Linked DNA regions of Homo sapiens: region 2 is linked to region 1. A link is an interaction called in ENCODE POLR2A ChIA-PET data of the cell type or tissue named here. Cell type or tissue: A673. All regions are shown on one strand.

The links. Peaks named below come from ENCODE experiments on the same cell type or tissue, not always from the same donor. Only the 100,000 strongest peaks of a DNase experiment are listed, where the experiment ranks them.
Region 2: POLR2A ChIA-PET joins it to region 1 with 9 read pairs; 2 of 35 experiments call an interaction of 5 or more read pairs at or near these places.

The regions. Positions count from the first base shown.
Region 1 is chr2:44,264,940-44,272,939 of GRCh38, reverse strand. It overlaps the pseudogene RPL12P19. Among named protein-coding and RNA genes, the nearest start is that of SLC3A1, 6.5 kb to the left of the region's middle. In A673, no CTCF peak of the experiment used is centred here; a DNase peak (open chromatin) is centred at 4,499.
Region 2 is chr2:44,046,318-44,054,317 of GRCh38, reverse strand. No RefSeq gene overlaps it. Among named protein-coding and RNA genes, the nearest start is that of LRPPRC, 54 kb to the right of the region's middle. In A673, no CTCF peak of the experiment used is centred here; no DNase peak of the experiment used is centred here.

The sequences.
Region 1 (8,000 bases):
ACCTCCACCTCCCGGGTTCAACCGATTCTCCTGCCTCAGCCTGCTGTGCAGCTGGGATTACAGGTGCCCGCCAACACACCCAGCTAATTTTTTGTATTTTCAGTAGAGACAGGGTTTCACTAAGTTGGCCAGACTGCTCTCCGACTCCTGACCTCAGGTGATCCACCTGACTCGGCCTCCCAAAGTGCTGGGATTATAGGCGTGAGCCACCATGCCATGCCCCAAATCATTTTCTAACAAAGAGCAGCCAGTAAAGTCAAGCTGCAGACATAGACAAGCAAGCCGGGAGCTTGCACAGGTGGATGCGACAGGAAAGAACTACCTGGGACTAGACATGTTCAAAATGGCGGCTGCACCTCCCCTTCTCTGCCAGCCACGTGTACAGTAAGGAGCAGACAAGATGGCACCGGCCAAGTGGAGAGTTCATTTGCATAATAAGATTAGAGTGGGGCCACCAGCCTTCCCTGTGTGCTATGTAAACGTCACACCTGACCCAAAAAACCTGTGAGCCCTACCTAAATCAGACACGGCCTCCTCAAGCTGGACTATAAAATCTGGCGTATCCACCAGCTGACCTTTTCCTCTTGGAAGTCCCTTCTTTCTCACTAGAGAGAGAGCTATTTTCCTTTGTCTTTCTCCTTCTTCCGCCTATTAAACCTCTGCTCCTGGCCAGGCGCCGTGGCTCAGGCCTGTAATCCCAGCACTTTTGGAGGCCAAGGCGGGCAGATCACCTGAGGTCAGGAGTTGAGGACAAGCCTGACAAACATGAGGAAACCCTGTCTCTACTCAAAAATACAAAATTAGCTGGGCGGGGTGGCGTGCGCCTGTAATCCCAGCTACTCAGGAGGCTAAGGCAGGATTGCTTGAGCCCAGGAGGCCAAGACTGCAGTGAGCTGTGATCACCCCACTGCACTCCAGCCTAGGTGACAGAGTGAGGTTCAAAACAAAAAAAGAATATACACCACAGTTTATAAGTGGGCATGTGGGATTTTTTTCGTTTGTTTTTGGCTATTATAAATAAAATTGCTACGAGCAATCATGTACAACTCTTTCTAAGGATATAGCTTCCTTCTCTCTTAGGAACCAACTAGCAGTGAAATAGCTGGATAATATGGTAAGTGTATAATTAATGTTTAAGAAACTGCCAAACTGTTTTGGAAAGTAGTTGTATTGAGGCAGGAGAATATAGGGATTGGAGGCAGGGAACCTAAGGCTGTTTCACGCAGCATTCCTAGAACTAAACTGAAAGGAAAACCCTAACTTTACATGCCTAAATCACAAAAGGACCAGAGGCTACTCCCTTTGCAAACCCCCCACCTTTTCTGCCAGGCATGGGAAATTGGCAACCAATCAGACTGATTGCGGGTTGAGTCTTCCTTTGCAACTTTGTAACTTCACTCCAGCCTCCGAATGGTTGGTTGCTGTCCACAACCAATCAGACTGATTGCGGGCGGAGTCTTCGTTTGCATAGAAGTATAAATTTGTAACTTCACCCTAGCCTCTGATTGGTTGCTTTCTGCAACCAATCATACGTTTGCACAGGAGTGTCACTTTTGTAACCACGTCATCCTCTGGTTGGCTGCTTTCTGCAATCAATCAGACTGATTGTGGGCTACCACTTCATTTACCTGAGGTGGGCATGAAGTAGCCAATGGGAAACTTCTAGAGGGTATTTGGACCCAAGAAGATTCTGTATCCGGGGCCCTTGAGCCACTGCTCAGCACGCTCTCGCACTGTGGAGTGTACTTTCATTTTCAATAAATCCCTGCTTTCGTTCTTTTTTAACCAGTTGTCAAATGATCCTTTATTGAAATATTTTCCTTTGTGCTTAACTGGCTGGTCATTCCACAGCACCACTGTAGATGTCATCTATGATGTCCTGAGGGTGGCGGCCATCAACATTACAGCCCACAGACTGGGCAGTCCCCAGGATCTCTTTAATGGTTCCAGAGAGTTCTCTGGCTAAGGATCAGTGCTGCATCTGTCGAGCAATGTTGACGATCTCATAAAAAGTGATATTCCCCCTGTGTTTAATGTTTTTCTGTTTCTTTCTGTCTCTTGGTAGTTCCTTTTGATGATCAGGGCGGAGGCAGAAGGTACCACTTCAATCTGGGCCTGTCTGTTCTGAATGGTCAGTTTCACTGTAATCCTCAGGCCCTTCCAGTCACCCGTTACCTTGGCAATGTCATCACCAACCTCTTTTGGAGACAGACCCGCGGGGCCAATCTTGGGGGCCAGAGCAGAAGTGGCACCGACTTCAACTCCAGTGCACGTGAAGTATACGACTTTGATCTCATTGGGGTGGAACTTCGGCGGCATGGTGGAGGCGGCTGGTGTCGGATGAACCCGGATTCGAGACGACCGAAGAAAGTTGCACCTTGGCCTCCTCCGAGCCGAAAGCCGAGAGAGCTGCTTTCGTTCTTTTGTTGCTTCATTCTTTCTTTGCTGCGTGTTTTGTCCAATTCTTTGTTCAAAACGCCAAGAACCTGGACAATTTGCAGTCACGTCCCTCTACCGGTGACAGTACCATTTTGGGTTGCCTTCATTGGTGTATGAGAGTGTGAATTCTTCCACATTCTTGCCAGCACTTGCTCTGTTGTCTGTTTAATTTCAGTGATTCTAGTAGGTAAGTAGCAGTGTCTCATTGTGGTTTTAATTTGTACTTCTGTAAAGACTAATGGTGATGAGTATCTTTTCATGTGCTTATTTGCCATCCATACATCTTCCTTGGTGCAGCTGATGCTGGCAGCCAGCTGGGTGGGGAGTGGGGCTGGGGGCATCTCTGTTCTCAATACCTGTACTGCTTCAATGTAGTCTCCATGTTGGCTACTGTGGGCGTCTTCATAGCATGCTGGCTTGGTACCAAATGTTAGTGTCCCAGTTGAGAAAGCAGGCAAGGCAGAAACAATACCCTTTTTGTGACCTAGCCTCAGAAGTTACATAGCTTGTTTTTGACTGTACTTTATGTGCCAAGCCCAGAGGCAGTGTGTGAAGGGACTAAGAAGTTATAAGGCAAAGGACATAAATACAGGAGGCTACAAATTGGGCTATTAATGCAATTATCTATTGTGCAATTTTTATTGTAGTAGAAACATATAAAATTTATCATCTTAATCATTTTTAATTAAATGGTTCAGTGTGTTAAGTATATTCACATTGCTGTGAAACCAATCTCCAGAAGTTTTTCATCTTGCAAATCTGAAACTGTATATATCCTTTAAACAACTCCCCCTTGCCTCCCCTCAGCCCAGGGTAACCAACATTCTACTTTGTTTCTATGAATTGACGACTGTAGATATATAAGTGCAATCCTATAGCATTTGTCTTTTGTGATTGGCTTATTTCACTTAGCACAATGTCTTCAAGGTTCATACATGTTGTAGCATGTGACAGGATTTCTTTCCTTTTTATTTTTTTCTTAAAAACAAGATCTTGCTCTGTTGCCTAGGCTGGAGTGCAGTGGCACAATCATAGCTCACTGTAGTCTTGAACTCCTGGGCTCAAGCCATCCTCCTGCCTCAGCCTCCTAAGTAGCTGGGACTACAGGCATGCACCACCACATCCAGCTAATTTTTGTTTTTTGCAGAGATGGGGGGCTGTCACTATGTTGCCCAGGCTGGTCTCAAACTCCTGGCCTCAGGCAGTCCTCCTGCCTTGGCATCCCAAAGTGCTAGAATCATAGGCATGAGCCACTGTGTCTGGCCTTTCCTTTTTAAGGCTGGATAATATTCCATTGTATGTATATACTACATTTTGTTTATCCGTTTATCAGTCAAACACTTGGTTTGCTTCCATCTTTTGGCTATTGTGAATAACACTGCTATGAACATGAGTGTGCAAATATTTCTTTGAGATGCTGCTTTCAATTCTTTTGGATATATATTCAAAAGTGAGATTGCTGTGCCATATGGTAGTTCTATTTTTAATTTTTTGAGGACTGTTCATACTGTTTTCTATAGCAGTTACCCCATTTTACAATCCCACTAACAGTGCACGGGGGCTTCAATTTTGCAACATCCTCATCAACACTTGTTATTTTCCGTTTTTTGTTTTGTTTTGTTTTGTATTTTGATGGTAGCCATCCCAATGAGTGTGAGGTGATAGCTCAGTGTGGTTTTGATTTGCATTTCTCTAATGAAATTGGGGAAGTTGAGCATCTTTTCATGTGTCCTCATTGGCTATTAGGATATCATCTTTGGAGAAATGTCTGTTCGAGTCTTTTGCCCATCTTTTTATTAGGCTATTGGATATTTTGTTGATGACTTGTAAAAATGCTTTCATTTATGTTTCCAACAGGCACTGGTACAGTCTGAGCTGAAAGCTTCAGCCTGATGACAGGCAAGTGTTTCTGTGTATCTCAGACCCAAGTTTGTGACAATCACAGCCAGGGGATTTCAGTGACCATTTCAACTTCTTCCTGGTGGCCAACCCTCCAGGCTTGACAAATCAACACAAAACACACCCAAACAGAAAAGCATAATCTGATCCTTACATGACGTCATTGACCAACAATGTAAGTGAATTCACGGTGTAATGGGCTGATTTATAAAGGATCTTACCCATAGGGTGTCTCAGCTCTTTACTGCTTAAACATTTAGTTCTCAAAAAGAATCCAGAATCACAAAAGAAACAATGACACATTATATCTGGTCTTTAACAAAGTTCTATTGAAAAAATCACCTAACAGCTAAATACCGCATTTAATGCCCCGTGACAAATATTTCTAATTCAGACACATGAGCTGTTCTGGAAAACTTCTAATTAGGAGCATGGATAGACATTGTACTGCCACAAATAGTCTCACTGCAAATTCAAAGAGCATAAATTACACAGTCACATGTTACTTTCAAAATGCTGCCCGTCATCTGAGAACACTGTGTGTTAGAACTTCATTGGGACACAAACATTATTCTCTGCCATCTTACAGCTGGGGAAATGTGGTTCTTGGATGCAGAGTGAATTCCTCAATTCCCAGGCCAGCCCAGTATCCCTGGGAGAGGCCGTATGGCTCTCTGACCTTTAATGGTCACTCTCATGGCAAGGCCTGATAAAAAGCCAGGAAAGATTCATCATGACTTTGGGTGCTGGGTCAGGGACTCTGAGTACACATATCAGAGAAACGCATGCCAATATAGGTGGGAAAGACACAAAATGTATCATACCTTAAGGAATTTGCTTTATTCACATCTAGGCTTGTGTATAAAACCATTCTGAATGTGTCACTTTAACATAAAACCCACTGACCCTGCACAATCTGTCAGACTGTTAACCTCAAAACACTCATTTCACACCTCTAAAGCTATCAATGGCTTCTCATTATAAAGAGAACAAATGCCAATATCTTAGTATAGAAGTCTAAGCTACAGTTTATGCTCAAAATATATTTCCAATCTTTTTGCTATCTTAGTATTTCCAAATCAGGCTCTGTGCTCCAGCCGATCAGCACTGCCGAGGGTTCCCTCACTACAGACCGTGAGCACCTCATTCTGGACAGTTTCTCCCTCCTGTCTTTGAGGCCCAGCTCCAGCCTCCATCCCCCTACCACCACCCTCAGACCAGGAGACACTGATCCAGCCCAGTCTGCATCATATATTTGTACATTCATCCTTATAATGGTAGCTTTCTTTTTTCTTTCCTTTTTTTTTTTTTTTTTTTTTTTTTTTGTGACAGGGTCTCACTCTGTCACCCAGGCTGGAGTGCAGTGGCATGATCTTGGCTCACTGCAACCTCTGCCTCCAGGTTCAAACAATTCTCCTTCCTCAGTTTCCGAGTAGCTGGGACTACAGGCGCACATCACCGTGCCCAGCTAATTTTTTTGTATTTTTAGTAGAGACGGGGTTTCAGTGAGCCAAGCTCATGCCACTGCACTCCAGCCTGGGAGACAGAGCGAGACTCCATCTCAAAAAATAATAAAAATAAAAAAAATTAGCTGGGCATGGTAGTGCACTCCTGTAATCCCAGCTACTTGGGAGGTGTTTTGGGGTGTTTCCAGTTTTGGACTATTATGAATAATGGGTCTCGTGAACATTTATGTACAGATAGGTTTTTGTGTGGACATACGTTTTTATTATTTATTTTTATTTTTTATTTTTTTTGAGACAGAGTCTCACTCTGTCACCCAGGCTCACCCATTGCAGTGATGCGATCTTGGCTCGCTGCAACCTCCACCTCCCGGGTTCAGGCGATTCTCCTGCCTCAGCCTCTGGAGTAGCTGGGATTACAGGGACATGCCACCACACCCAGCTAGTTTTTGTATTTTTATAGAGACCAGGTTTCAACCATGTTGGTCAGGCTCGTCTTGAACTCCTGACCTTGTGATCTGCCCTCCTCAGCCTCTCAAAGTGCTGGAATTACAGGCGTGAGCCACCGCGCCCAGCTATTTATTTATTTTTTGAGACAGAGTCTCTCACTCTGTCACCCAGGCTGGAGTGCAGTGGCACAGTCTCAGCTCACCACAACCTCCGCCTCCCGGGTTCAAGCCAATCTTCTGCCTCAGCCTCCCAAGTAGCTGGGATTACAAGCACCCACCACCACACCTGGCTAATTTTTGTAATTTTAGTAGAGACAGGGTTTCACCATGTTGGCCAGGCTGGTCTCAAACTCCTGACCTCAAATGATCTGCCCGCCTTGGCCTCCAAAAGTGCTGGGATTACGGGCATGAGCCACCGTGCCTGGCTATGTTTTTATTTATTTTGGGTAAATGCTGAGGAATAGAATTACTGGATCATAAGACCAGTATATAGTGTAATGTTCAACTTTACAAGAAACTGCCATAGTGTTTCCTAAAAGGTTTGGACCTTTTTACATTCCCATGAGCAATGTGTGAAAGATCCATTGCTCCACATTCTCGCTGACAACAGGCAATGCCAGTTTTTGTAACTTTAGGCATTCTAGTGAGCAAAATTATAATTTGTGCTTCCTTAAAGGCCAATAACTTTGAACATTAGCGTTTATTTGCCATTTGTATATCTTCCTTAGTGAAATGCTCATTCAATTTTGCAATATTTTACCTATTTCTGCTTTTTGTTACTGAGTTGTAAAAGTTGTTTCTTATAAGTATGAGTTATTTATCAGATATGTGTTGCCTAAGGCTTGACTTTTAATTTTCTTGACAGTTTCTCTTGAAGAGTAGAAGTTTCTAATTTTTATTAAATCGAATTCACCAGTAATTTCTTTTATGGTACTTATTCTTATGTTTTCTGTATCTTACCTGAGTGTTGCCTAACTCAAGGTCACAAAGATTTCCTCCACTGTTATCATCTAGAAATTTTAGTTTTAGCTCTTGTCATTAAGTCTGTGATTAATTGCTAGTTAATTCTTGTGTGGCATGAGATAAGAAGGTCAAGGTTGATTTTGCTGTTACTGTTGTAGTTGCATATGGCTACACATTTGTTCCAAAACCATTTGTTAAAAAGACTTTTCAGCTGGGCGTGGTAGCTCACACATGTAATCCCAGCACTCCGGGAGGCTGAGGTGGGCAGATCACTTGAGCCCAGGAGTTTGAGAACAGCCTGGGCAACACAGGGAAAATGCATCTCTACAAAAAATATGAAAGTTAGCCAGTGTGGTGGTGCATGCCTGTAGTCCCAGCTACTTGGGAGACTAAAGTGGGAAGATCACTTGAACCCCAGAGGACCAGTCTGCAGTGAGCCAAGATCGCATCACTGCACTCCAGCCTGGGCAGTAGAGCAAGACTCTGTCTCAAAAATTAAAAAATAAAGAACTTTCCTTTCTGCTATTGAATTCCCATGTCATTTTTGTTAAAACTCAAGTGACCATATATGTACAGGTCTATTTCAAGATTCTCTATTGTGTTCCCTTGATATATAGATCCTGACACCAAAACCACATTATCTTAATTGCCACAACTTTATAGGAATTCTTGTAATCCAGTAATATGAATCCACCAATTTAATCCCTTTATCAAAGTTGTTTTGGCTATTCAAGGTCACTTGCATTATTTAAGATTTAAAATACATTTTACAATCAGCTTGTCAAAC
Region 2 (8,000 bases), 220 kb after region 1:
AAAAAGCCTGGGAAGCTATCTGTCAGAATGTTAAATGTTGGTTATTGCCAGGTTATATCCTCATGGATAATTTTTTTTTTTTTGAGACAGAGTCTTGCTCTGTTGCCCAGGCTGGAGTGCAGTGGTGCAATCTCAGCTCACTGCAGCCTCCACCTCAGCCTCCCAAGTAGCTGGGATTACAGGCATCTGCCACCACGCCCAGCTAATTTTTATACTTTTGGTAGAGACGGGTTTTCACCATGTTGGCCAGGCTAGCCTTGAACTCCTAACCTCACATGATTCACCCACCTCAGCTTCCCAAAGTGCTGGGATTACAGGCACTCATGGATAATTTTTATTTTATATCTCCATTCTTAATGTGCATACAATTAATGAGTAATCATAAAAGGCCTGTCTCAATGAGCCTCTTGGATGATTTTTAAAGTGAATGGCCGGACCCTGGGGTTTCATCACTCCCTTCTTACTTTGAGAATAACCTGAGTGGCCCAAAGGTGATCTGTAATAGGTGGTAAGATCATGCCAGGTCACACATGGCTGGAAGTTGGTATGGCAGAAAGCTGCCAATTGCAGTAAAATCTGCTGTGCTTGGGAGGTTTTTTGTTGTTTTTGTTTTTGTTTTGAGACAAGGTCTTGCTCTGTCAGGCTGGAGTGCAGTGAGCAATCACAGCTCACTGCAGCCTCGGCCTCGTGGGCTCAATTCATCCTCCCACTCAGCCTCCCCAGTAGCTGGGTCCACAGGCATGCACCACTATGCCCGGCTAATTTTTGTATTTTTATAGAGATGGAGTTTTGTCATGTTGCCAATGCTGGTCTTGAACTCCTAGGCTCAAGCGATCTACCCACATCAGCCTCCCAGAGTTCTTGGCCAAGGAAGTTTTTTGGGTAACAAGGCATAATTCTGGCTGTAGACATTGCTAATTTTCTCCTTTCTGCCCTAGTTTCCAGAGTCAATGGTGACTCCATCAGGTGACTTTACCTGGGACCAACTCCTGTGTCCTCAGCTCTTTCAAACAGCAGTGCTGGTCTAGGTCAGCTCAGATAACTCCCCACCAAGCACCGGTTTTATTTACTCTCCTTCTGCAGCCAAGTCCCAACTCAATCAGGAGTGAGCCTCAGCTGAGAGCAGATCACTTTACTCACTATTATATCTGCATTTACCTCTTGCCCAAGAGTCCGGCTCACTTTCCCATGGTAAATTATTTATATTCAAAAGCTCAGAAAAAATCCTTGATCTTCCCCCAATTCCTCCAGAGTCTTGCCTCCAGCATTTTAACTCTCTCCCTCTGTTGTCTTGCTGGATATCTTCCTTAGCTCTGGGGTCTTCCCCCTACTTTTTAGGCCTGGCGTTTGGGGGAAGTGGGGAACTGAGTAAACGATACCAGTTCCTGAAGATCCAGACCCTCATCCTATTTAGCAAGATCAGGGCTCCTCTCTCTGGACAGGATTGGAGTGTCCTCTGTAGTCATGCTGTACTGCTCCAGCAAGAGGATACGGGAGCTCTTTCCCACTCAGTCCTTTTCTAGTACTTCATTCCAGCATGCACACCCACGCACGCATATACATAAAGGAATTCAACACATCTGGAAATGACATGCGCACAGTCATGCATGCATTCATGCGCCATATACACACTCTAACACATATGTAGACACACACCGACATGAGCTCTCTGAGGCACCCATACATATAAATATATAGACATAGGCATCATATACATATAAGTATATAGACACAGTATATAAATGTATAACACACAGGCATTATACAGACATTCAAACATTGTTATCAACGTAAGATACGCAAAGACATAGCTGTACATTCTATCATACACAGACGTCAATCTTCGTATTTAATCACACAGACATAAGCATACACGAGTCTACTTAGTACAGGCAAAGAAGACAGTGACAAGTGATCTGTCCCCAGCAGAGACCACTACTACCCACCCTGACACTGGGATTGCTTTGTTTCCTAGGAAGTTTTTGCAGGAAGTTGTCTGTGCCTTTGACAAAGAGTTCATCTCTCCTCTGTCTCCCGCTCCCTGGGCAGCTTCCTCCTCCCTGTTCCCCCTGTGGCCCCATTCTTTCATCCATAGCTGTGCCTGGCCAAGAAGAATGCTAATCACCATGACAGGAACTGTTTCCACCTGTTTACATCCCTGCTTGCCTCCCCCTGATGCCATTTTAGACTCTGCCAAGCAGCCGAGGAGGCCTGCTGTGCGGGCCAGCTTGAGAGAGGGAAAGGAATGAGCGAGAGGACAGTTGGAGTGTGAAAAGGACCCATCGCTAAGTGACTCCCCATTCCAACAGCCACACACAAGATGCACATAATTGCTTTTAGCACAGTGGGATGGATAGAGATACAAAAGGTCAAATCAAGGATTTGTCCCATAATATCTTTGCTAAGCAGCAGCGTCAGACATTGGAAAAGCATATTCATGAATTGAGTTGCTGAAGTATGGGGCAGGCTTTTCAGAGGCTGCTGTGTGTTCCCTCTTTGAGGTGTGCCTGCCGTGGTGATTGGATTCATATGGAGCAAGTGACTTCTCAATGCTCAACAAAGCTCTGCCTGTGAATTGGACTAAATAGACTACTTGGCAGGCAGCTGAGATAACTATGCTAAGTGAATTTCATAGTTGCTCCCACTCCCCTTAAGCTGAAGCCTACTGGAAAATGCAGGATCAAGGCCAAACTCCTGAGACAGGCATTCAAGGGCCTCCACCATCTGACCCAAATCTATCTTGCTAGGCATTTCCCAACACGAAGGTCAGATGTCCACCCCAGTGGGCACTGTGCTGGTCTCTGAGCACTTTGGGCGGCTGAGGTAGGCCTGGCCAACATGGTGAAACCACATCTCTACTGAAAATACAAAAATTAGCTAGGCGTGATGGCGCACGCCTATAATCCCAGCTGCTTAGGAGGCTGAGGCAGGAGAATCGCTTGAACCTGGGAGGCGGAGGTGGTAATGAGCCAAGATGGTACCACTGCACTCCAGCCTGGGTGACACAGTGAGACTCCCTCTCAAAAAAAAAAAAAAAAAAAAAAAAAAAAAAAAAAACAGGAAAAGGAAGAGAGGGACTAAGAACTATCACATTCCATTATACATTCCATTACATGGTGACCATTGGTGACCTTAGGCAGCATGGTTTTTGTGAAGTCGTAGAGGCAAAAGCTTGCATTGAAGTGGTTTCAATAGGAATGGTGAACTTTTAAGAAACTTTGCAATACAGGGAAACAGATCAATGAGATAAAGTAGTAGGATTAAAAAAGGATTTTTTTAAAATGGGGTGTAAAAACTGTCTTCAAAACACATTTGCTCACAATATGTCAAGATTGTACCAAAATTAAGTCTACTCTAGAGCTTTCAGTGGTTGAAGGAATCTCCACCCCAAGTTTCTGTGAAAACCAGGCCAGCTTATGCCTTATTTTAATCCCAGTCTTGTGACTTTGTCCACATCAAACTTTCTCCTTCCCCAACATTCTGGCCAATTTATCATTCTTCCTTCCAGATTTCTCTTATTAACCTATGAAGGAAGGTGGACGTTTTTTCAGGAGAACTGTATATTCTCTAGGAAACAGAACTGGCAAATCAGTTCTTCCTGCAAGTTAAAAAGATATAACAAGTAATTTTTCGAAATTTATTGTTCTCCATAGGAAAAAAATACCCAGCATATGAACTGCAGAGATGCATTTTCAGTTTTCAGAAAATACTCTGTGTGTCGGGCACGTAATTTCATTAGCCTATTGTGTGGGGTGAGCTATTGCAAGGGATCTGTCATGTCTCCATCATTTCCAACCCCCATTGGGGTTTAATCACATTCAGGGCTATTTGCAACTATGGTTTCCCATTTCAAATCACATTAGGCCAAAATTAGGCCTATAACTTATACTTTGGGGTCCAAGTCTGCAACATTTTCCATCCGCATATCATTCTGGTTAAGTTGCTTCTGAGTGTTGTAAATAAAAAATAAAATAGAAATATCAAGAGTTAGAACTTGAGGCCGGGGGTGGTGGCTCACGCCTGTAATCCCAGCACTTTGGGAGGCTGAGGCGGGTGGATCACTTGAGGTCAGGAGTTCAAGACCAGCCTGGCCAACATGGCGAAAACCTGTCTCTACTAAAAATACAAAAATTAGCCGGGCGTGGTGGTGCGTGCCTGTATTCCCAGCTACTCGGGAGGCTGAAGCATGAGAATTGCTTAAGCCTGGGAGGCAGAGGTAAGCCGAGATTGTGCTACTGCACTCCAGCCTGGGCGACAGAGTGAGGCTCCATCTCAAAAAAATAAAAAAGTTAGAACTCGAGAACAACTGACATTGTGATTTTCCTGAAGGTCTTCTCCAGTGGGAAAATAACTGGAAGGGCCACTCCTCTTTCATCAGAGGTGTGGGTGGAATCTTGTTAATCTCATCCCAATGTCTGTGAAAAGGCTAGTTGTCCCCCTCAAGGCAATGAGTCTTTTTGAATGGCAATTTGGGACTGGCTATTGGCTTTTACATAGTCCCTGCCAGTTAGAGTTGCACAGGTTGTAAATAATGCCTCCTGGAGTGGTGCAGTGCACAACCTACACAACTACATGCTGCAGCCAGGCTTCAAGGCAAAAGAGAACGTACGTAAAACGACGGTGCAAGTACTTTGTGTTTCTTCCCCTACGGTGGCCTTGCCTTTACTGCCACTGAGTCCCTCTCCACTCTCCTCCACTGAAAAGGGCTGAGGGCACTCAACGTGCAACCTCCATCAACCCATTCAAAAATATTGTGTGCGTGATATCGACTGCTGCATTTGCAACCGTGATGCACAAAGGAAACCCCAATCCAACCTTCAGATCTATGTGCCCAGCAAAATGGCTCCCATGTCCCTGAACAGAGAGCACTGGAACGTCATTGTACTCAGAGCACTCACATACTGCACACCTCCAGCTGAGACTGAACTGCACCACCAGCTCCCGCTGCTTCAGCAGTACCACAGCACTCATGGATTCTGGAGCCCCTCTTTCTCCACTCCTCTCCTGCTCTGCCATCTTCTTATCTGCCCTCTGCACAGAATGCTGGTTCCACCATGGAAAGACTGCAGTTCCTTGAGGTCTCTGAGGTGGCTCTGGGTCCCTCAGAGGGAATCATCTACAAGGTCACAGCCTTTCTCTTGTGAATTTCAGTTACATCTTACCAAAGACCCTTTCCTTTCCAGAGAGGAGTGAGGAGGAAAGAAAATCTCATTCTATCACACTCTAACCTGGAAAGTTCTTTACACTTGATCCGAATCTGACTTCTAGTTTTGCCACGGCTCTCCTACATTCAACCTTCACCTGCTATAGCTCATCATCATGGTTCTCTTCAGTATTTTCTTCTACAGGCTGGATTTCCGTAGTTTCTCTTCTGTGCTCTCGTATGACCTAGTTTCTGAACTCCTCACCACCATAGTCAAGCCACCCCTCATCTACCACGTTGATGTCCCTTATAAAACCCAAGGCCAGAGGTGAACATTCACCCAGATGCAGTTACATGGGAGCAGATTCCATCTATTTTCTTGGCATGTTACAATTTTATTTGGCATAAAGTAGTTATGGGGATTATAATGTGCTTCAAGAACTGGCCTTTTGAAAATAGACTGGATTTAAGCTATTGCTCTATGGGACATGGTGTTAGGTTTTTGTTGTCATTGTTGTTTGTTTTGGGACAGGGTCTCACTCCATCACCCAGGCTGGAGTGCAGTGGCACGATCATGGCTCACTGCAGTCTGGCCCTCCCTGGCTTAGTTGATTCTCCCACCTCAGCCTTCCAAGTAGCTGGAACTACAGGCAAGCACCACCACACCTGGCTAATTTTTTGTACTTTTTTTTTAGAAATGGGGTTTCGCCATGTTGCCAGGCTGGTCTCAAACTCCTAGGCTCAAGCAATCCTCCCACCTTGGCTTCCCAAAGTGCTGGGATTACAAGTGTGAGCCACAGTGCCTGGCCTCTATGGGACATGTTTTTAAATGAACTACATGGCTTTGATATATTTGGGAAAACCTATTGGACAATATGATCGGTCCTGTGTGACCTTCAGTAGGTCCTTTCCCCATTGTGGGTCTCAACAACTGATATGGTTCGGCTACATCCCCACCCAAGTCTCATCTTGAATTGTAGCTCCCATAATTCCCACGTGTTGTGGGAGGGACTCACTGGGAGATAATAGAATCATGGGGCTGGTTTCCCCCATACTGTTCTCATGGTAGTAAACAAGTCTCACAAGATCTGATGATCTTATAAGGAATTTTCCCCTTTTGTTTGGCTCTCATTATCTCTTGTCTGCCGCCATATAAGATGTGCCTTTCACCTTCCACCATGACTGTGAGGCCTCCCCACCCACGTGGAGCTGTGAGTACATTAAACTTCTTTTTCTCTATAAATTACCCAGTCTTGGGTATGTCTTTCTCAGCAGCATGAAAACGGACTAATGCAACAACTTTATGAAGAAAGTGGGGGAGTTATTTTGATGATCTCTAAGCTTTTCGAGATTTGTTCTTTTTCCTTAGGGACCCAAGTATTACTAAAACTAAAGTGCAACCTCCCAACTCTGCTACCCGTGCACACATGGTTGGAGCTGCAAGACCAGGTTTTCCTCCATCCCTTTCCCTGAGTGAGGAATATGGTGAGAAGGAGGGAAAGGGCATTGGGGGTGGGAGCGTGGTCACTTCTCTAAATCCAGGACCAAGAGACCAAGGGCACTGAGAGGCAGAGCCAAGGCCCATTCTTTGTTTCCTCATCTGAGCCAGGCTAAGTTGGTGGAAATTGGGGGCAGAGGAGAGAGGATGGACAAAGGGGACATCTGAATTTTATCCCCCTTTCCCTGATTTCCTTCTTGCAGGTCTGTGCCAGGCGGGAGACAGTCTGTGGATGATGGTCTCACCTCTACATGTGCTCCTGTTGGGGAATTTCTCTCTTTTTCCCAATGATATCTTACTGTGACATTTACGGGAGGAGAGAAATGGTCTCTGGAAGCATAAGGAAAGGGAGGGTCTGACTGTGCCCCAGAAATGTCCTGTGGCTACGTGTCCAGGAGAGCAGGTTCTCAGTTTTAGCTTTCTCCATCCATCCTCCCCCTTCACTCTCAGTGTGCTCCAGAAGTTCCACCTTAGGCCAGGTACGGTGGCTCATGCCTGTAATCCCAGCACTTTGGGAGGCCGAGGTGGGTAGATTAACTGAGGTCAGGAATTCAAGACCAGCCTGACCAACATGGTGAAACTCTGTCTCTACTAAAAAAAAATACAAAAATTAGCTGGGCATGGTGGTGGGTGCCTGTAATCCCAGATACTTGGGAGGCTGAGGCAGGAGAATCGCTTGAATCCGGGAGGCGGAGGTTGCAGTGAGCTGAGATTGCACCTTTACACTCCAGTCTGGGCAACAGAGTGAGACTCTGTCTCAAAAAAAAAAAAAAAAAAGAATTTCCACTTTAAAGAGAGTCAATTACTTTTAGTCAGTTCTCAAAAGACCAAATCCTACCACTTAAATGTGACCCAGGTAGGAGAGAGACATTGCCTTGATTTTCACAGCTTTCCCCTGGCTCATCTCTGACCCCAAGGTGCTCTGTGTTCACTGGGCTGATTTTGCTTCAAAGTTTCAGCTTCTCTTTGTCGTTTCCTCAGCCAGCCCTGTGCCCTCCCTCTTTTCGTCCCATCTCCTCAGTCCCCCCGTTGTGTAGCCTTTACACAGTCTTCTCTGGTCTAATCTAATCTCCAACAAGCTGCCTCTTTTGCTCCTTTCTCTCTCCACAAACCTAATATATCTTGATGTGTCAACCTTTGGGCCACTGAGGCTGTGCTGACCTCTTCGGGGAGCTTGGCTTTTGTCCTACTAGGTAACCCCCTCTCCTGGGAGCTGTACCAACCTATTTTTCATCACATTTGAGCCTGGTTTTCTAAAAAAAAAAAAAAACCTAGACAGGCAGGCAGCCCACGCTGACTAAAGCTATGAACATCTCTCCTTTCTTAAGGGGTCTTTCTCCCTCCTCTCTGCCTGTCTGG